Linked DNA regions of Homo sapiens: region 1 is linked to region 2. A link is a contact called in ENCODE Hi-C or POLR2A ChIA-PET data. All regions are on one chromosome and are shown on one strand. Each heading gives the region's core, a stretch centred on a gene start or an enhancer-like site at or near the end of the contact. The rest is flanking DNA. Distances are from core to core; before and after follow the strand shown.

Region 1 (4,356 bases), core at 691-3,190, 66 kb after region 2:
CCTCAACCTTCTGAGCTGAAGCGGTCTTCCCATCTCAACCTTCCAAGTAGCTGGAACTACAGAGGTATGCACCATTGCACCTGGCTAATTTATTTTTTATTTTTATCTTTTGGTAGAGATGGGGTCTCCCTATGTTGCCCAGGCTGGTTAGGAACTCCTGGCTCAAGCTATACTCTTGTCTCAGCCTTCCAGACTACTAAGATTAGGCCGGGCGCGGTGGCTCACACCTGTAATCCCGGCACTTTGGGAGGCCGAGGGGGTGGATCACTTGAGGTCAGGAGCTCGAGAGCAGCCTGGCCGACATGATGAAACCCCGTCTCTACTAAAAATGTAAAATATTAGCCAGTTGTCGTGGTGCGCACCTGTAGTCCCAGCTACTTGGGAGGCTGAGGCAGAAGAATCACTTGAACCCGGGAGGTGGAGGGTGCAGTGAGATGAGATAGCGCCACTGCACTCTAGCCTGGGCGACAGAGCAAGATTCCATCTCAAAAAAAAAAAAAAAAAAAAAAAAAATTATAGGCATGAGCCACCTCGCCTGCCCCCTCCCCCACCTTTTTTTTGAGACAGGGTCTTCCTATGTCACCCAGGCTGGAGTGCCGTGTTCAACCTCCACCTCCTCCCGGGCTCAAGCAATTCTCTCACCTCAGCCTCCCGAGTAGCTGGGACCACTGGCGCATGCCAGCATGCCCAACTAATTTCTGTATTTTGTAGTTGTGGTTTTGCCATGTTGCCCAGGCTGGTCTTGAACTCCTGAGCTCTAGCCATTTGCCTGCCTCAGCCTCCCAAAGTGCTGGGATTACAGGCGTGAGCCACCTAGTCTGACCCTTTTTTAAAATTTTTTTTTTTTGAGATGGAGTTTTGCTCTTGTTGCCCAGGCTGCTGGAGTGCAACGGCACGATCTCGGCTCAGTGCAACCTCTGCCTCCTGGATTCAAGCGATTCTGCTGCCTCAGCCTCCCTAGTAGCTGGGATTACAGGCATGCACCACCACGCCCGTCTAATTTTGTATTTTTAGTAGAGATGGGGTTTCTCCGTGGTGGTCAGGTTGGTTTTGAACTCCCGACCTCAGGTAATCCGCCTGCCTCGGCCTCCCAAAATGCTGGGATTACAGGCGTGAGCCACTGTGCCTGGCCTAGTCTGACCTTTTTTTTTTTTTTTTTTTTTTTTTCGTTTTGTTTTAAATGGGCAACTAGAATAGGCTCAGAGATTCCCTGAAATCATTGTTAATTGTCACAATTTAGGGGGTTTCTCCCGCCAGGGATGTGGCTAAACATCCTCCAATGCACAGGAGGGGCACCTTTCCCAGTTATCACTAGTGCCAAGTTTGAAATCCTCTTCAAGACTTCATTCATTGCTTTGGCTTTGTATACCATATGGAGTTGTGCTGTTCAGTGTGGTAGCCAGAGACATATACAGTGCTGCGAGTACCAAATACCTATGGGATTTAAAAAATTAATATAAGCCAGGCGCAGTGGCTCACGCCTGTAATCCCAGCACTTTGGGAGGCCAAGGTGGGCAGATCACTTGATGTCAGGAGTTTGAGACCAGCCTGGCCAAGGTGGTGAAACCCCATCTCTACTAAAAATACAAAACTTAGCCAGGCGTGGTGGCACGTGCCTGTAGTCCCAGCTTCTTGGGAGGCTGAGACAGGAGAATTGCTTGTACCTGGGAGGCGGAGGTTCTATTGAGCCAAGATTGGGCCACGGCACTCTAGCCTGGGCAACAGAGCAAGAGTGTCTCTCAAAAAAAAAAAATATATATATATATATATTCAGTTTTTAATGCTCATTATATGTTGAAATGGTCATTTTTTTGCACATATTGGGTAAAAATACATTAAAATTTTTTTTTTTCCTAACCACCAGACTATCTGGGGAAAATAAAATTAATACAATTTAATTTCACCTGTTTCAGTTCCCTATGTGGTTTGCATTTGTGGCTCACATTGTATTTCTGTTATGTAACACTGATCCAGGTGCTAAAGACTCTTGATATCTCCAGTTTGAAACCTCTCTTCTGTGCTCAAGATTCAGGGATCTGGACACCTAGCTGACATTTCTTCTTGGTTCTTTTTTTTTTTTTTTTTTTTTTTTTGAGATGGAGTCTCACTCTGTTGCCCAGGCTGTAGTGCAGTGGCGCGATCTCGGCTCACTGCAAGCTCCGCCCCCCGGATTCAAGTGATTCTTCTGCCTCAGTCTCCTGAGTAGCTAGGACTACAGGCACGTGCCACTACACCTGGCTAATTTTTGTATCTTTAGATACAAAATTTAGAGACGGGATTTCACCATATTGGCCAGGCTGGTCTCGAACTACCGACCTCGGGTTCTGCCCGCCTTGGCCTCCCAACTTGCTGGGATTACAGGCATGAGCTACTGCACCTGGCTGGTTGTCTTAATACACCTCAAACTTGGTATATCTGAGATAGAGCTCCTGAGACTCCCCACTCTAAAATCATTTCTCCTTCAGTCTTCCTTATCCCATTCTCTCTTTCAGCCAGATTGCTGGTAGTCATTCTTACGCCCTCCCCAACCATTAGCAGCTCTTGATCATGTTTATATCACATGTTGCCTCTTTTCTCCATGTCTTTGCCACAGCCATAGTCTAGACCATGCTATCCTCTCCCACCAAGATGACTACAGTGACCTCCAGGTCCATCTTTTTCTTACCCTTGGGTCTTCAAAGTATTCTCCATTTAATAGCCAGAATGTTCTTGTGAAATGTATGTAAATCAGATGTTTCTTTCGTTACTTAGAACCTTTCAGCAACTTCCCCTTTTATCTAAAGTAAAATGCCCAATCCCTTAGTTTGAACGTGCCTTTCCTCTGTCACACTTTATTATCTCAGGCCCTTTTCCCTGCTTATCTATCCTTTTCTGACCATACTGACTCTCCTTTCAGATCCTTGTATACACTGAGCTCTTTCCTGCCTCAGGGCCTTTTTTTTTTTTTTTTTTTTAAATCTGAAGGGACCTTTCTCTTTACTGCTTTAGAGCTAACTTAACTTCAGGTCTTAGCTTCAGGATCAAGTATTGGAATGCCCTCCCAAACCACCTGTAGCTTAGTAGATATGTCCTCCCATTATTCCCTGCCATTGGACCCATTTTGTGTAATTTGTGGTACTTATCACAATTTCTTTTTTTTTGAGATGGGAGTCTCTCTTTTTTTTTTTTTTTTTTTGAGACAGAGTCTTGCTCTGCAACCAGGCTGGAGTGCAGTGGCACGATCTTGGCTCACTACAACCTTTGCCTCCTGGGTTCAAGTGATTCTCCTACTTCAGCCTACTGAATAGCTGGAATTACAGGCTTCTGCCTAATTTTTTTGTAGTTTTAGTAGAGACAGGGTTTCGCCATGTTGTCCTGGCTGGTCTCAAACTCCAGACCTCAGGTGATCCTTCTACCTCGGCTCCCAAAGTGCTGGGATTACAGGTGTAGGTAGGCCACTGCACCCGACCTAAACTTTTTTTTTTTTTTTTTAATTTGAGATGGAGTCTTGCTCTGTCGCCCAGGCTGGAGTGCAGTGGTGCGATCTCAGCTCACTGCAAGCTCTGCCTCCCGGGTTCACGCCATTCTTCTGCCTCAGCCTCCCGAGTAGCTGGGACTACAGGCATGTGCCACCATACCTGGCTAATTTTTTTTGTATTTTTAGTAGAGGCAGGGTTTCACCATGTTAGCCAGGATGGTCTCGATCTCCTGACCTCGTGATCCACCCGACTCGGCCTCCCAAAGTGCTGGGATTACAGGCGTGAGCCACTGCGCTCAGCCGTGCCCGGCCTAAACTTTCTAAATCTCAGTAGCCTTAATTGCTGGGAGAGCCAGTGATGCTACCTCATTGGGTTCTTGTGGATTTGCAGGGGTGACAGATACACGGTTTGAATTTGGCCTGGATTCTCAAAGGCCCTGCAAACCTAAGGCACTTCAGATTGAATTCATCTCGTCAGATTTTTCATTCTTCTCCTGCAAGTTCCTGGAGCTGATTCTATCATTTCTTGCATTTCATTTCTCCTCAGCGGCAGAGCCTAGCTCTGGTCTGAAGAAAGCCGAGATTGATCTTCCAACAAACTGACAGCTCTTCCCAGGAATATTTATTTCTCCCCTCCTTCCTTTTCCCAAATCTCCTAGGCCAGGTGACTTCCTGAGGACCAGGTTTGTAAGCAAAATCCTGACAAGCTATGAAACCAATCTGGGGCAAGTTGCTTCCCTTTTCTGGTCCATCTTGCAGGCAGCCAACCTTTTTCTGCCCTTAGGACAAGTTTCTAACAGCACCTTGAGTGCCCTGAGGGCCTAGTGTCTTTCTGTGCCATGCTGGAAACCTGAGGAAGGGGGTAGATCTGAGGCTACAGAAACCACATATGCCTCATT
Region 2 (4,161 bases), core at 1,649-4,148:
AATCCCTTCATAGTTGGAAGCATAATGTTCCTGAACCCTCCACTCCCAGATATAGACAAATATTTCTTCTTCCAAAGCAGTAAAGAGGTCTAGATGAGCTGCTGGCCATTTAGGGGTGAGGGAGGCATTTGAGGGCACTGGGCCTGGTCAAGGAGTAATAGGGGTATTCCCAGGAGCTACTAAAGGCTGGCTGCTGAGCTCCTGAACAGGGTTGACTGGTGGGGATCCTTCAGGGCCGAGACCAGGTGGCGAACCCGCCGCTGCTGTTGCAGCCAATAGAGCATCTCCACTTTGTCACTCTTCATCTTGTCCAGGTAGGGCCGCCCCTTGAAGATCACTGGCTCGCCAAAGATTAACTCTATCTCCTCCAGGAGGGAAACCAAAGAAGACTCCATTAAGTTGAGCTTCCTGTGGAGATGGCTTCGGACCTGATTCTCCTCCAGGAAGTGACTGGAGCTCAAGTTGGTCTTTTTGAAGAAGCGGTTGGGATTGGAAGCTTGTCCCTCAAACCACTCTAGTCTCGCCAGCAATGCCTCCCGCAGCTGAATGGGCTTCAGGGCCCGCTCCCAGGCATTCACCAATGAAGGCAGCTGCCTCAGGCGGGCTTTGGAGCTATATTTAATGGTCATGTCCACCTGGTCCTTGTCAGGGACCTCAAGCACAGACCACAGTTGTTCCAGATGCTTCTGCAGGCTCAGAATTTTGTGGGGTTCTCCCAGGTGGGGTGTCTTCCCAGCTCCTAGCCTGTGCTCTAGCACAGTGTTCCAATCCCACTCTCCTGGCACAAAGTCTGGTTCTTCATCTTCTAGCAATGGGGGAGGGTGCTGAATCTCTAGGGACTCTCTGGCAGGGGCCACAATCTCCACAGGAACCTCTTCTTCATGCATTTGAAAGATGACATGAAGGAAATCTGTTTCATGGTTGGTGAGGTACTTGAAGTAGTCATCCACAGACAAGGTGGTTTTCCATGAGTTCATCAAGGAGGCCTTGTTTGACCACTTCTCCCAGCTTTTGGTAGCTTGGAGTGATGGGAGGGAGGGCATCTTCTTAGTATTGGACTGTAAAGTGTTTGCTCTCTGGGAGTAAAGTCCAACCAGCTCAGGGTTGATGATTTGAGGCTGTTTTTCTTGACGTAGAAAGGCTGAGGACAGGAAGGTCGACCAGTCTTTATCTGCTGCAGGCTCAACTAGGGGCCCTTGATCAAAATGTAAGTGGTCAGAAGAGACATGGCTCATCAACTCCTTGTAGACCTCCCTGGTAGTACTGCCAACAAAGTTATCAATATCCATTTTTTCAATGGCTTTGGGATCCAGTTCACCAGCCAGATGGTTATACAGGGCTCCGGCCCCCTCAATGTGGAAAGAGTCTAAGAAGTTTCTATCAGAGACCCGTACGGCAGCCGCCTGGACCACGACCTCATTTCTAAGCTTCAAAGTAATGGTCACTGGCTGTGGGTGAAGTGGAAAGGATTTGGGGGGCTGGGGGTCCCACTGCCCAGAGGCTTCTTCCTCCTGGAGGTTCCTCAACATCTTCTCCAGCTCCTCCAGGCGATGCCCTGCAGCTGGGTGACGGGTCACAACCCCCAGGAGAGGAGGCAGGCCTGAGTCCAGTGGTGGGTAGCGAGTCCCCTCCAACTTCATCTTCTTTATCAACTGCTTCAGATCCTCAGCCACGATGAGCCCAGTCAGCTCTGGTTTGCTCTCTGTAGCCAAGACCAGCGGGGTTAAGGGGCGAGATGGGAGTGGAGGAAGGCCCAACTCATCTGCCAGCCTCCAGCCCTCACGCAGGGAGGGCATGGATTGGCCTCTCCGGAGCTCAGGGCAGAAAGGCGAGGGGGAAGCCCTGCTGGTGGGGGCCACAGGATAGCTGGGCAGCGACACCATCTGTGAGGAACTGATGTCGATTTCTCTCTTCTTTCCTATGGAGGGCAGCCAGTGGAAAGGCTTTTTCCTCTTCAACCGAGGGATGGACTTCAATTCCTTCACTGGATCCATCCTTCCTGGCTCATTGAGAAACTCTGGTGGACGGCTGAGTTGGATGAGGTAGTTCAGGTTGAGGTTAGAGCACTGCACTTGGGCGAAGCCAGTGCTGTGAGGCCAGGGGATAGGGCACAGCTTGAACGTCCCAGCGGGGCAGACAGGGTGCAGCTTGTCCACATCCCCAGAGGCCTGCTCTGCCCTCAGCAGGGCCTGGAAGTCGGCAAGCAGGCCACGGTAGACGTTGGGACTAGTAAGGAAGAGTGTGCAGTCCCTGGCGAGGCTGGCGGCCAACCGGGTGAGGGTGGCTGATTCAGTGAAGACCCCCCTGGGAGTCGACATGGTCACCAGCAGGTGCAGGTAGCGCAAGAAGAGCTGCTCGCTGCTCAGCAGCACGTAGGCCTCGAGCCGCTTCCGCAGCTTCTGGTTGTTTTTGTGGCTCAGACTAAGTTCGGCGGGCGGCTCCCGCCAGCTGCACTTCAGCTCGTCCAGGATGACCTTGATGAGACGTAGTCGGGCCTCAGGAGGCACTCCCGCTGCTATCCCGCTGCCGGCCAGCAGCTTGGCCACCTGGCTGCACAGCGACGCCACCGTCAGCTTCGCCAGAGGGAAGGACTGCAGAATCCGGCCCTCCTGCGGGGGGCGCTTCTGAGGCTCTGGGGACGTCGTCCTAGTGGGGAAGAGCGACAGCGGACGCAGCAGCCGGTGGTAAAACCGCTGGAGCTCAGGCTCGGGCTTCGGGGGCTCCATCATAGAGCCGGCGGCCGCCACCGTCCAGGAACAGAAAGCCGAGGGGTTACTAAGGCAACCAGGAGCCCGACGGCCCGAGTGCGCCTGCGCGGCCGCCACCCGGTGGCTGACGAAGCAGGGCCTTGCGTGCGCACGCACTAGGAGGAGGAGTTAAGGGTGGCTTTAGAGGCTCAGTCCCCGCGACGCCGCGCTGGTTGGTGCTCCTGCGCCGGAGGAGTTCTGCGTCTCGGGGTGGTGACTGGGTCCAGAATGGCTTCGGATTCGGGGAACCAGGGGACCCTCTGCACGGTGAGGGTCGAGGCTTCGTGTGGAGCCTCGCCGGGCAGAGAGCCTCGGCCCCTGGGATGATCGTTACCTTGGGAAGAGGAGAAGGAGTGGGCACTTGGGTTGGGGCCTGGGGCCATGGGATGAAACTAGGGTGCGAGGGTAGCAGGGGCCCTGCGTGAGTGTTGGGGGGTGACTCCCATGGTCCTGGAATGGTCATGAGAGATCATGAAGAAGGTGCTTGAAGAGGGGTTAAGTGGGGCTTGTTCCCAGACCCTTGCGGTGGTCATAGGGTAGGTGGTGAAACAAAGTCATACCAAGGCACTTCCCCAGCGATCATCGGTTGGTCCCTGCCGCCCTTGCAGTTGGAGTTCGCGGTGCAGATGACCTGTCAGAGCTGTGTGGACGCGGTGCGCAAATCCCTGCAAGGGGTGGCAGGTAAGAACAGGGTAAACTTTTCTGCAGACAGTCCAGAAGCCTCTGGGAGGGACCAGGCGAATCTATTAGGCGAACCCTACTCCCATTTTACAGATGCAGAAAGTGAACCCCAGAGAGTGAAAGGCATGTTCTCAGAGTTACACACAGACCTGGAGGCAGAGCCTAGAGTACAGCTGTCCAGCTTGCCCTGACAGATTCTAACTGCCTGTCTTGTTGTCCTGAACCTCAGGTGCCCCAGAGACTGAGGAGCTAGGCTGAGGGAGTTCCTGGGAAAACAGGCAGTTTTTGCTTGGGAAACAACATAATCTTGACAAAGCAAACAGCAGCTCAGGCCCTATACCATCCTGGGTAGCTTTCTATACCACTGGGTGTGGTGGCTCATGCCTGTAATCCCAGCACTTTGGGAGGCCGAGGTGGGTGGATCACCAGGTCAGGAGATCGAGACCATCCTGGCTAACACAGTTAAATCCTGTCTCTACTAAAAAATACAAAAAATTAGCCGGGCGTGGTGGTGGGCGCCTGTAGTCCCAGCTACTTGGGAGGCAGAGGCAGGAGAATGGCGTGAACCCGGGAGGCGGAGCTTGCAGTTAGCCGAGATCGCGCCACTGCACTCTAGCCTGGGCAACAGAGTGAGACTCCGTCTCAAAAAAATAATAATAATAAATAAAAGGCCAGCTGGTCTGGAGGTGACCTGGCACAATGAGAAAGATCTGGAAAGGTAGAGCCACCAGCA

The links. Hi-C counts contacts between places; a loop is a spot of excess contacts on that map. ChIA-PET counts read pairs that join two places held with the same protein, here RNA polymerase II (POLR2A). Pooled maps may share reads with other maps.
Region 1: a loop to region 2 is called in a map of B cell, with 2.4 times the contacts of the local background. The contact joins the enhancer-like site here to the promoter of CCS in region 2. A Hi-C loop is called at or near these places in 3 of 168 maps with a recorded cell type or tissue (B cell, CD8-positive, alpha-beta T cell and endothelial cell of umbilical vein), 1 of 37 single-sample maps with no recorded cell type and 2 of 50 pooled maps. POLR2A ChIA-PET finds 5 or more read pairs at or near these places in 23 of 52 experiments (A549, AG04450, B cell and 18 more).

Annotation. Positions count from the first base shown.
Region 1 is chr11:66,657,196-66,661,551 of GRCh38, forward strand. It overlaps a transcript of RBM4 not described here. Among named protein-coding and RNA genes, the nearest start is that of RBM4B, 19 kb to the right of the region's middle. Within about 2 kb of position 1,941, at least 2 of the 41 ENCODE cell types and tissues checked have a DNase peak (open chromatin) inside an H3K27ac peak, as active enhancers do; they include B cell, where a contact is called at or near this core.
Region 2 is chr11:66,590,287-66,594,447 of GRCh38, forward strand. CCS (copper chaperone for superoxide dismutase) reads left to right here and starts at 2,899. Exons shown (of 8, transcript NM_005125.2): 1 at 2,899-3,014; 2 at 3,356-3,428. The coding sequence starts at 2,976. CCDC87 (coiled-coil domain containing 87) reads right to left here and starts at 2,777. Exons shown (of 1, transcript NM_018219.3): 1 at 1-2,777. The coding sequence starts at 2,729. The coding sequence ends at 180. RefSeq lists enhancers at 1,563-2,152, 2,153-2,741, 2,304-2,363, 2,534-2,643, 2,674-2,763.